Regions from separate parts of the Homo sapiens genome. Here region 1 is linked to region 2. The links are chromatin contacts, found by Hi-C or POLR2A ChIA-PET in ENCODE. All regions are on one chromosome and are shown on one strand. The core of a region is the stretch at or near the end of the contact, and the rest is flanking DNA. Distances in the headings are between cores, read along the strand shown. Region 1 overlaps LOC101927609 (a long non-coding RNA gene). Region 2 overlaps LOC124901596 (a long non-coding RNA gene).

Region 1 (5,445 bases), core at 1,499-3,998, 180 kb before region 2:
TAGACACCATATTAAGGTTCAAGGTTTATAAAGGAAGCAATACATCAGATAATATATATACCTTCCATGAGAAGAATAAGAAAAAAGCAAGAATGCCAGAATTTAATTTAGCATTATTCTCCATTCTATACCTATTGGGATGCTCTTAGGACATATCTAAAGACCAGTGGTCTCTCTGTTACCTTGAACTCTCCTCTCTAAATGCTCTGCTTATTCAAGCCTTTGTTAAAGCATAGGTGGTAAATTCTGCCTATTTTAGGAAGGAGTAGACTGGTCTAGGTGTGCTTGAGGCGGCATTTATTATTCCCTGGCTTTCTGCTTCTGGGATATGGCAAACACTAAAATATTGTTAACCAATCAAAATTCAAGGACTAAAATTCATGACCCTCAAGTATTCCAAATTAGATTTATCATGATTCTTGATTCATCATACATTTCATCATTGGTTCACGAGACTCACTGGAAGTTCTTCCTCAGGTGAAACCCTACAGTCCCCAGCAACTTAGGGAGTCTGGTCACCCTAAGTCATATCCTTCATTTTTAAAAATTTAACCTTAGAGGCTGGGTGTGGGGGCTCACGCCTGTAATCCCAGCACTTTGGGAGGTCAAAGTGGGGGTGATCACCTGAGGTCGGGAGTTCGAGACCAGCCTGACCAACATGGAGAAACCCTATCTCTACTAAAAATACAACATTAGCCAGGTGTGGTGGCATATGCCTGTAATTTCAGCTGCTTGGGAGGCTGACTCAGAAGACTCACTTGAACCCAGCAAGCGGAGGTTGCGGTGAGCCCAGATCGCGGCATTGCACTCCAGCTTGGGCAACAAGAGCGAAACTCTGTCACACACACACACACACACAAAACAAAATAACAACAACAAAAAGAAACAAAACAAAAAAACAGAAAAAGAAAAAGAAAAAAAATTAAGCTTAGCGTCAATAGCTACCATTTCATTCATAGTATTACTGGGTTCTCAATACATGTCACATTCTCTTCTTTGTCTCTTTTTTTTCCTTATTTTGGAGAACAGGATCTTGCTATATTGTCCAGGCAAGTCTCAAACTCCTGGGCTCCAGCTATCTTCCTACCCCTCCCTCCATAAGAGCTAAGATTACAGGCATGAGCCACCACACCTGGCACATGTCACATTCTCTTCTAACACTTCAGGTAGATACTATTGTTAACCCCACTTTACTAAATAAAGAAACTGAGCACTGAGATTCTAAGTAACTGGCCACAGTTTTCACAGTTAGGGTAGATTCCAGAATCCACATTTTAAAGCACTTTGAGCTGGGGCCTGGAAACAAATTAAATAAAACATCAGTGTATTCATTAATGTGTCTGCTTGTTTTCACTGGCAAAACAAACATGTATGTTGCAGCTGGCATTGTTGGATTGAAATAGAATAGTATATTTCTAATGTTAACAGAGTTTTCGTGTAGCTATCATTTTAAATGATGTGACCATGTTTAAACTGTCCTTATTTGAATAATGTAGCCCATTGCAAAATTGTAATAAATAGTATGTTTTTTTCAGCTACCTTATAGAGCAAAGAAGTAGCTTATTGGAAACACATATTCTAGCCTTTAAGATTAATCCGTATTATTTTAGGATTGGGGCTTTAGAAGAAAGTATAATATTTTCATGACATTAGGACTAGTTCTAATTTTATAGCTTGAATCTCATTTGCCTTTGCCCTGTTAAAGATCATTATCTTTTTTTCTTTAAATGTACTTACACCTATGTTGAGACCATTTGTGATCCTGTACTTCTTCCTGTGATGGTTTATTTAATGCCCATCCGTTTCAGTAGACTGTAAGCTCCTCAGGGAAAGGATCCTATTTGTTGTGCTCAGCATTTTATTATCAGTGCCTGACACAGAGTCTGGTATATAGTGGGCACCCAATAAATATTTGTTGAATAAAATAATGCCTGAGGAACTGAATTAATAGACAAACATAAAGAAGTTTTAAAAGCCTTGAGTCAGAAGTGAAAAAATATAGCTGCCGAGAATTAAAAAAAACGACTTTAAAGTTTTAGAAGTATAAATTAATGCAATAAAATGATTTGGAATGTAAAATTAATGTTATTTTATTATTGCAGTTAACATTTATTGGGTACTTACTATGTGCCAAATACTGCGCTAAATGTGTTTTTAAAAATTTAATCCTAATAAAAATAATCTATGAAGCAGGTGCTATTATTGGCCACAGTTTTACATACGAGGAAATGAACCTTTGAGTGGTTAAGCAACTTTATTATGATCTCTCTGCCAGCAAGTAGTGGAACTGAGATAGCTATGCTAATACCAAGTGCTTCCACAGAACTCTGTACTTCCCTCATTATACTCCTCAAACTTCTTTGTAATTGTTTGTCCGGTATCTGTCCTCCCCACTCTATGAAGGCACAGTGTGGGCCTATTAGATTTCACATTTTATTCTCAGAACCAAACAAAATACCTGGTATCCAATGGTAGTAGCTCAAGAATATTTGTCAAACAATATTTGCCAAATGAAGTCAGAGAATAAATAAGCTTATGAAACAAGACTTTAAAATTATGGAGAAAAATAAAAGATTGCTAACATTCTTCAAGGGTTACAACATAGATGCCTATTCCCTGAGATGATTACCCACAGTTGGCTTTTAAAGAGACTGCAGCTAGAAAGTACACAGAATGATACATATATTTGGCACAGAAGCCAGACTCTCCAAGTAAAGCAGCCAAGGGCTCTACATTGTTGGAAGCTGTGCCTCATGAAGGGAAGTAACTCTTTGGCAAAATCTAGAAATGACAACTAGAGATTTTGAATTAATACTTCATAAGAGTGAGGATGACCTTGGCATGAGGACATTATTAAATAAACTATCATTGTAGTGGGATGTTTCTCTCCACCTTCTTTATTCCCCATGGAACTGCTCCCAACCCAAATAAGAACAAACAAAGGACGTAGTACAGCTGCTATCAACTGTACCGATCCCACCCTTTTGTAACAGAGCACAGCCTAGGGCACATGATGCTTAATTTAGAGAGAATTCAAGTTAGAAGCAGATGAGAACTAACAGTTATATCAGATGGAACTGCTTAATATATTCAGGAACACTTAATATACTTAATCAAGTGAAAATTGGCACTGCGGGTTTTTTGTACAGATCACTTATAAGTAGGTTTATCTGGAGGAAGATTAACCAGGGCATGATGGTGAGTGGATGGATGGATGGGTGGGTGAATGGATGCAGGTAATGACAACAGATAATAGAAAGGAAGGCATTTACCAAGAAAACAAAGAATAAATAATACAATTGAATAATCCTTTCTTCAAATACATTTTAAAGTAGGAGTAAAGATGACTATATGTTTGACATATAAAAAAAGAAATTTCTAGTGTTTTTTAAAATGGTATATTGGAGAGGAGCACAATTTAGTCAGTATGACAATGACTTTGGCTTTAGACATAAGTTAGCATATAGCAAAGATCTAAGAGAACAGGTGGAGTTATAAGATTAGAAGGTTCATGAGTGATCAGGAATAAAGACCAAGATTTGGGGATCATTAACATTGACATGGTCACTGAAGCCATCAGCATAGATAAATTTGCCAAGAGAAGAGAGCAACAAGACCAGTAAGCTTTAGAAATACCCACAGAAAAGAGACAAGAGGATAAGTTATAATTAGAGGAGTGGTCAGTGTTGGTCGGAAAGTTTGTTGTTCAGGATGATGGAAGCCAAATTATGGAAGAGTTTCAAGAAGGGCAAGAGTTAAACTTGTGTAATATGACCAAGGAATCAAGAGGGAGAAGATTAAGGAAAGACATTTGAATTCGTCTAAAAGGAAAGTCCCTGACGTGCAGAATATTGGCATATGGAAAGCAGCCAAAAAGCAGATTAAACAGTGAGAAAGTTAAAGGAGGTGGTAAGCATACACTACTTATTTTAAGGACTTTGGGTATAAAAGAAAGGAAAGAAGTATAATGGTGGGAAATGTTAAGGGCATTAGGTTAACAAAATAAAAGGATACTGATATAATAAAGAAGAATCTAATCTTCTTGAGTTAGAAACTACTCCCTCATAGTAAATTAGTAGCTGTGGGAGGCTCAGAAACTCTGTGAGGGCACTAGAGTATTGTTCCCTGCAGTGTAGTTGCGGTGCCTCACAAACCATAGAGGCTATTAATCATAGCTTTAGGAAAACCACTTCCTGTCACATTGGAGAGACTCGATAGGAAATAAAGAGACCATTATATGAGACAGAAGCAGCAGTGTCTGCTTTTCTAGAAGGAATATATATTTAAAGATAACTGTCAAATCAATTTGCAGAAAGTTAATCTGCTGTTAGATTTTAAGCCACTGGGCCATTCCTGTATCGTCGTTATGCCTCAGTTTCTTCATTTGAAAAATAAGGAGTTTATCTTAGTCTATTCTGTGTTGCTATAATGGACTACCTGAGGCTAATTTATAAAGGAAAGAAGATTATTTTCCTTATAGTTCTACAAACTGTATTAGAAGCATGGCACTGGCATCTGCATCTGGTACAGACCTCAGATTCCGTCCACTCATTGTGGAAGGTGAAGGGGAGCCTGAGTGCAAGAAATCACATGGTGAGAGAGACAACAAGAGAAGAAGGGAGGTACCATGCTCTTTTTTAACAACCAACTCTCTAAGAACTAAGAAGTGAGAACTAAGAACTAAGAACTCTGTACAAACTAAGAAAGTGAGAATGTATTCACCCCTGAGGGAGGGCATTAATCTATTCATGAGGGATTCACCTCCAAGACTCAAACACCTCCCACCAGGCCCCATCTCCCAACACCACCACACTGGAGATCAAATTTCAACAAGAGATTTTTGGGGAGACAAACCATATCCAAACTACAGCAGAATTGATAACCCACAAGGAAACTTTTAGCTTTCAAAATCTATGTTCTCCGATTCTTTCCTTCTCAGACAGTACCATTTGTAAAGAAAGAAAGGGTAATTGTAATATAAAATGCAATTATACAATTAAGAATGAACAAAGGCAGCTTCTTTCTTCTTTTTGTCTTCTTTTCCTCTCAATTTTCCTTCATTTTTTTACCCTTTAGTTTAAAAATAATTGATCTTGAAAACTTTTTCATGGATCTTATGAATTATGAAGCTAATACTTCATGGATCTTATGAATGCTAAAGGTGTGAAAATTTCTACAAAATAGTCATTGACTTTTTCTGTACTTTACCTATTATGTAGCTCCCAGGATCCTTGTAAATAGTATTATTATTAGAAATAGCATAAAAAAGTAGTAATAATAAGACCTATCATAATAGTGCTAATTCCTTTGACCTAATTACTTTTTGAAAACAGAATGCATATTATTGAGATGGATTCTTTCATCTGTAGGCTTCTTTAAAATTTATTTGTCAGGGTGTGAGAATTCTGTCCTCCATAGTCCTGTATCTTGTAAACCTTTAATGAT
Region 2 (5,206 bases), core at 1,163-3,662:
ATTTCCCCTGATTCTAATAATTTGGAGAGTTCACTGGAAATTTGGCTGGGGAGAATTCTATCTTCATCAGAAACCTGAAATCAAGAAATTGACTCACTCTGTAATTGTTTAATTAATCATACTTTTACTATTATTCTTCTCAGAAGGCATTTCAAATGAAAAATAATTATGTGTAAAAGTCTTCACAAATGGCTGAACACAAACCCTATGCTGCTAGAAAAATATTGATGAAAAATGTGGAAGTTTTAAGATATTTCTGTAAGACCAAAGATTATATATGAATCATTGAATAGAAATATAATTATAATCCATCCCCCAAAACAGACATTTTAATTTAAATTTTAGTTTTCATGAAGTGGGGATTTGATCTGAAAAAAAAAAAAAAAGAGCTTTGGTGACATGGAGCAGCTGTCACTTAGGATACCAGGAGGGGAAGGAGTCCCTCTCTGCCCATTTGCCTGATCCTAGATAATTGCTGAATGTCAGAGATTGCAGTGTGGCCACGAAAAACAGCTTCTTTTGTGGACCAGTTTTACTTCACATTCTGGGTCTCTGGACTTCAGTGGCAATGGGAGATTCTGTTGGGGAGCTTGGATGGCACCAGGGCTACAGAACCACTAACATGACTAGAGCTACACAAGGGTTATTAGATGAGATGTGCTTCATTGTGATGTCTTTTGTTAACAGTAGTACAACTCAATAACAAAACAAAACAAAACAACGAAACAAACAAGGGATTCCTTTCAATGTGAGAGTGGTTTTCCCATTCTTCCTTGTCATGGTAACCAAGAGATACTGTTAAGAGTGAACAAGCATCCTTTGGAGGATATTATCATAAAATGTGAAATGAGGGTCTCATATCATTTATTTTGATTATCCAATCCTATTTGGTGGATGAAAAATTACAGAATGGGGAAAGGAAGGGAAGCCGATTTCTTTAGCCTCCTGAATTCTTCAGTTAAAGCAGGTGCAAAGAAAAGGTGTGTTTTGTTACTCAACACTTCTATCCACTCAAGAGCCCATGAGAGAATTGAAATCCCTGCTTACCTTCCTGACACACAGAAGCTTAAAGCAAGTTGCAAGGCTTTGCCACATAGTAATCTGTGCAAATCAGAAAGATTAGCTCATGTAAGACTTCTAACAAGAAAAGGCAGCTACAGCTTTTTTTTCTTTTTTTCCAAATTGAAAAAACTATTAAGGATGATATTTAGAAAGATAATTGCTTCTATTTCCCATTTAGATGTTTGCTTCCAAAACCCCTTCAAATACATCTCTTATTTTACATCTAGTATGGAGTGGTTGGGTACTTTACATATTGATTAGCATGTTTCCAGTGCAGTGTTTTCTTAAAACACATTACAATCCTGTCCTTGATGCCCAGAGCTGGTGAGGAAAGCTGGATGGAGATCTACTGCTGCCAAGAGCACCGCACATTGATGGCTCTTGGAAATAGCAGGCACATGCCCACAGCCACCACTTCCTCCCAACCCACAAATGAATGCTTTATATATTAGGGAATTTCAGAATTCTTATTTCTGGCTTCACTTGAAATGATATGAAGACTCAGCAACACTAAGCTTGCGTTCATCTTTGATGACAATGAACTAGAGCTGATTAGTGGCTGCCTCAGTGGCTACTGTCATCACCCTTCACCCTGTCTAGCACTGTAAGAATTTTAATTTGCAAAACAAAGCCTTGGCATATCACAAGTAATATATGTCACAATAGATTTCCTCTTAGGTTCTAACTCTATGGAATCTACCTCTGAGTGAATATTAAGTCAGTCTTTCATCAAGAAGTATTTGTTGAATGAATATGTTATTGCCCTTGATTTACCTATGAAAACATTTTGTGGTGCTTCTGCTTGATCCAAAACATGAAGCAAGTACACTGTAAACCTTAAAAAATAAAGTTCTTGCCTGAGCCTTCCTAGCAATTACAGTATGAACCTCATTAGTTATTTCATTATCATAAATTCTCATTTTTTGTCCTCTTTCCTGTATATTGATCATGTCTACCCAATGAAACTGTAGCTCATCAAAGATCAGGATGTTTGTCTTACATCTTCATGATCCTCCACGGTGGTTTGCACATGGCAATCATGGGATAAATGCATATGCATTTATTTAAAAGCTTATGTGAAGCAGAAACATCCCAATATCGTCCAACTGTAATGACGGTGCATTGTCTGAGACCATCCTCCTCTGCCTTCTCTTCCTTTATAGGAATAATCCAGGGCTGAATCACACAAAGCAATGCCAACCAGTTTTTCTAGATGTGTCTTCTATTGGCTTTTTTCCCTCAAATCACAAGCAAGGCTCCTTTGAAGCAGGCCCTGCCAGAGGCATGATAATGATCAGGCTGAGATTATAATGAGCATGCAGCGTTGGAACACAGCACTGGTTACTGGCACTTACATGTTCACACCAGGCTCTGCCAAACCACATGTGCTCCAATACAAGGAGCTTCCTCTCAAACACTGGGCAGGCTCACAGGCTGCTCACGCAAGGAGATGAATCAAGAGCCCTGAAGGCAAGTAATAAACTCCCCTCTTCTTGGCATAGGCCATAGTCTAAAATGGATACAAATTGATTCCACAAACATAGATAATGATCTAAAGTGAATGCACCTAGACTCTCCCCATTGAAAAAGGAGCCATTAATAGATTGAAGTTGACTAGGTAGAAATGGAAATTTTACTCTTGGTTCAATGGGTTTAGGCAGTATGTGGCCATGGTCCCATAAATATAACATGATGACGTGGGCAAGTGGGTTTAAGAAATCTAGCCTTTTTCCTGATACTTTATTTTTGTCTTATCTTGTGCTGGTACAGTACATGGTATATTGCAAGTGCCCAACGACTGCTGTTGGATGGAACTGTCACTTTATTGTTAATAGTTACAATACTTAAATAGAATCTAAATCCTCATACTAAAAAAAAGAATTGTCAGCTTTAGAGAAGGCAAGCGGTTGCTGGTGAAAAATACTATAACTACATTCATACATAATCTAAAACAAGATGATTTTAAAATCAAAATGGTATTGTTTCATCATAAGTAAAAACAGGGAAAAAGATTATATTGATGCTCCCTTTTACTGCCTAGGTCTGTTGGGAGTTTTACTGAGTTTCTCGTGGGATATTAGCAATGCTGTTTGAATATGGTTTAATCACATTAGAGTAACACATGCAGTGATAATTAGTTCAGTAGGTAAGTGATTAATACAATAAGAGAAGAAATATTTATGTGGGCCTGGTTCTCATAATTTCTTTTCCCCTGTATAACCCACCACTGGCAATTCTAGAGTGACTTACATGGAAAAGAAACAAAGTGACAAGACCTCACATGCATTTGTGTCCAGTGAGTTATAAGGCTTGCCATCAGTGTTAATAGTAGGAATACCACAATTTTTTAAAGAACTGGTTTTTGATTTCAGTCTAAATTCTACCTCCTACCATCTCATCTAAATACTGCCCCTGTACCCACCTCATTTATGCTCTGAATTTGCCATATTTTAATATCTCTAATGCACTTACATTTTGAAATAACCATCTGTATAAACATTTTCTGTCATATTTACCACAGAGTAGGTGTTCAATAAATATTTTCCAAAAAATTAACAAATGAGAATTTAATATTTTCAAATAAAGTGACCACGTCAAAAATTAAACACATGTTCTTTATTTCCAAGTACACATTTCTGAGGTATCTTTGAGCGTTAGCCCATCTCTCATTCCATCTGAGCATTACTGTCCCATTTCTCAGCTTGGGGAGAAGGGGTAGGGACGTGGGAGGTTCAGGGATAGGGAAGAGTGGGTCTCAAGAAAGAGATACAGATTTGCTTTTCACTATTTTTTTTTGTAACGAAAAAGCAGAAGTTTGATCATTTGTTTTATAGACCACAGTAAACTCTTGATGAACTCAGCTAAAGACTCATTTTCTTGACTCTCTTGGAGTAGCCAAGCAGAAGTCATTGTGTGTGTCTTCCAGGAAGATGCTTTGCTTTGCAGTGGAATGACAGCTGAGAAAGAAGTCCTTTTACCCTTTCCGTCTCCTTCTTCCTCCTGCAGAGACTACAAATGAAGTGGCTAGAACTCACTGAGGCAGTGTTAAGGATGGAAGCTATACAAAGACAAGGGAGAGGAGAGACAGCCCCCTGGTCCACTGACGGCATCATGGGGCCACCATTCCAGCCCTGGATTGGTACCTCTGAGAATTTTTTCAGAGAGAAAAATACATTGTTTCTGCCATCATTATTTAGTGGGGTTTTTCTAAACTATTTATCCAAATCTTTCCTAATCAATACATTATTTTAAAAATTATGCTAAATAATATCAAAATGATCAACTGAGTCTAAATTGCCATGTTAAAATGGCTGTATCTAAATAGCATACATGTTCTACAAAGCTTTTACCTCCTTCATCATTTTAATGCTTACAACATACCCCATAAATCAATTAAAGAAGATATGGTCATATCCATTTAACAAATGAGAATATAAGACTAAGGAGGTTAGGTCTCTTATCCAAGGTTTCTAGCTGGTAAATCAGAGTGCAAATCATCTGACTCTTAGCCCAGGGCTGTTTCCAGTAGAGGAGGTTTGCCAGTTGCCGAAACGAGTGTCAGTTTCAAGAATTCCTACATACGCATTTTAATGATATTCATTATCTACATCCAGATTTCCTCTTTGAGAATGAAATTTTAAGAGCTTAAGCATGTATAAGGAAGATGACACTAAAATTTCTATTGTCACTAAATGATTTTTTTAAAATATTTCTATAAATTCTGAAATCTCTTCTGTAGAAGATATGTATAAAATAAATACTACAGGCAAGTTAACAATTTTTTTCCACTTCAGGTCCAGTTGGAGCAGAGTTAATGTTGCAGCTGGACACCATGATTCATACCTGTAATCCTAGCGGTTCGGGAGGTTAAGGCAGGTGGATCCTGGAGGCCAGGAGTTCACTACCAGCCTGGGCAACATAGAGAGAACTGTCCCTACAAAAAATGTTCTAAAAAAATTAGCCAGGCGCGGTGGCATACTACTAGGGAGGCTGAGGCAGGAGAATCACTTAAGATCAGGAGGTCGAGGTTGTGGCTGCAGTGAGCTATGATCGCACCACTGCACAGTCTGGTGATAGAGTGAGATTCTGTCTCTTAAAAAATAAAAGACTGTCGGCCAATGTAATTGACAATATGGGCCAAATA

What was found. Hi-C counts contacts between places; a loop is a spot of excess contacts on that map. ChIA-PET counts read pairs that join two places held with the same protein, here RNA polymerase II (POLR2A).
Region 1: a loop to region 2 is called in a map of aorta, with 2.0 times the contacts of the local background. The contact joins two enhancer-like sites. A Hi-C loop is called at or near these places in 2 of 168 maps with a recorded cell type or tissue (PC-3 and aorta). POLR2A ChIA-PET finds 5 or more read pairs at or near these places in 1 of 52 experiments (A673).

What each region holds. Positions count from the first base shown.
Region 1 is chr7:17,273,459-17,278,903 of GRCh38, reverse strand. All of the region lies in intron 5 of LOC101927609 (a long non-coding RNA gene), which reads left to right. Among named protein-coding and RNA genes, the nearest start is that of AHR, 22 kb to the left of the region's middle. Within about 2 kb of position 2,748, at least 3 of the 41 ENCODE cell types and tissues checked have a DNase peak (open chromatin) inside an H3K27ac peak, as active enhancers do; they include PC-3, where a contact is called at or near this core.
Region 2 is chr7:17,092,382-17,097,587 of GRCh38, reverse strand. All of the region lies in intron 1 of LOC124901596 (a long non-coding RNA gene), which reads left to right. Among named protein-coding and RNA genes, the nearest start is that of AHR, 200 kb to the left of the region's middle. RefSeq lists a cis regulatory region at 2,504 and an enhancer at 2,432-2,576. Within about 2 kb of position 2,412, at least 2 of the 41 ENCODE cell types and tissues checked have a DNase peak (open chromatin) inside an H3K27ac peak, as active enhancers do; they include PC-3, where a contact is called at or near this core.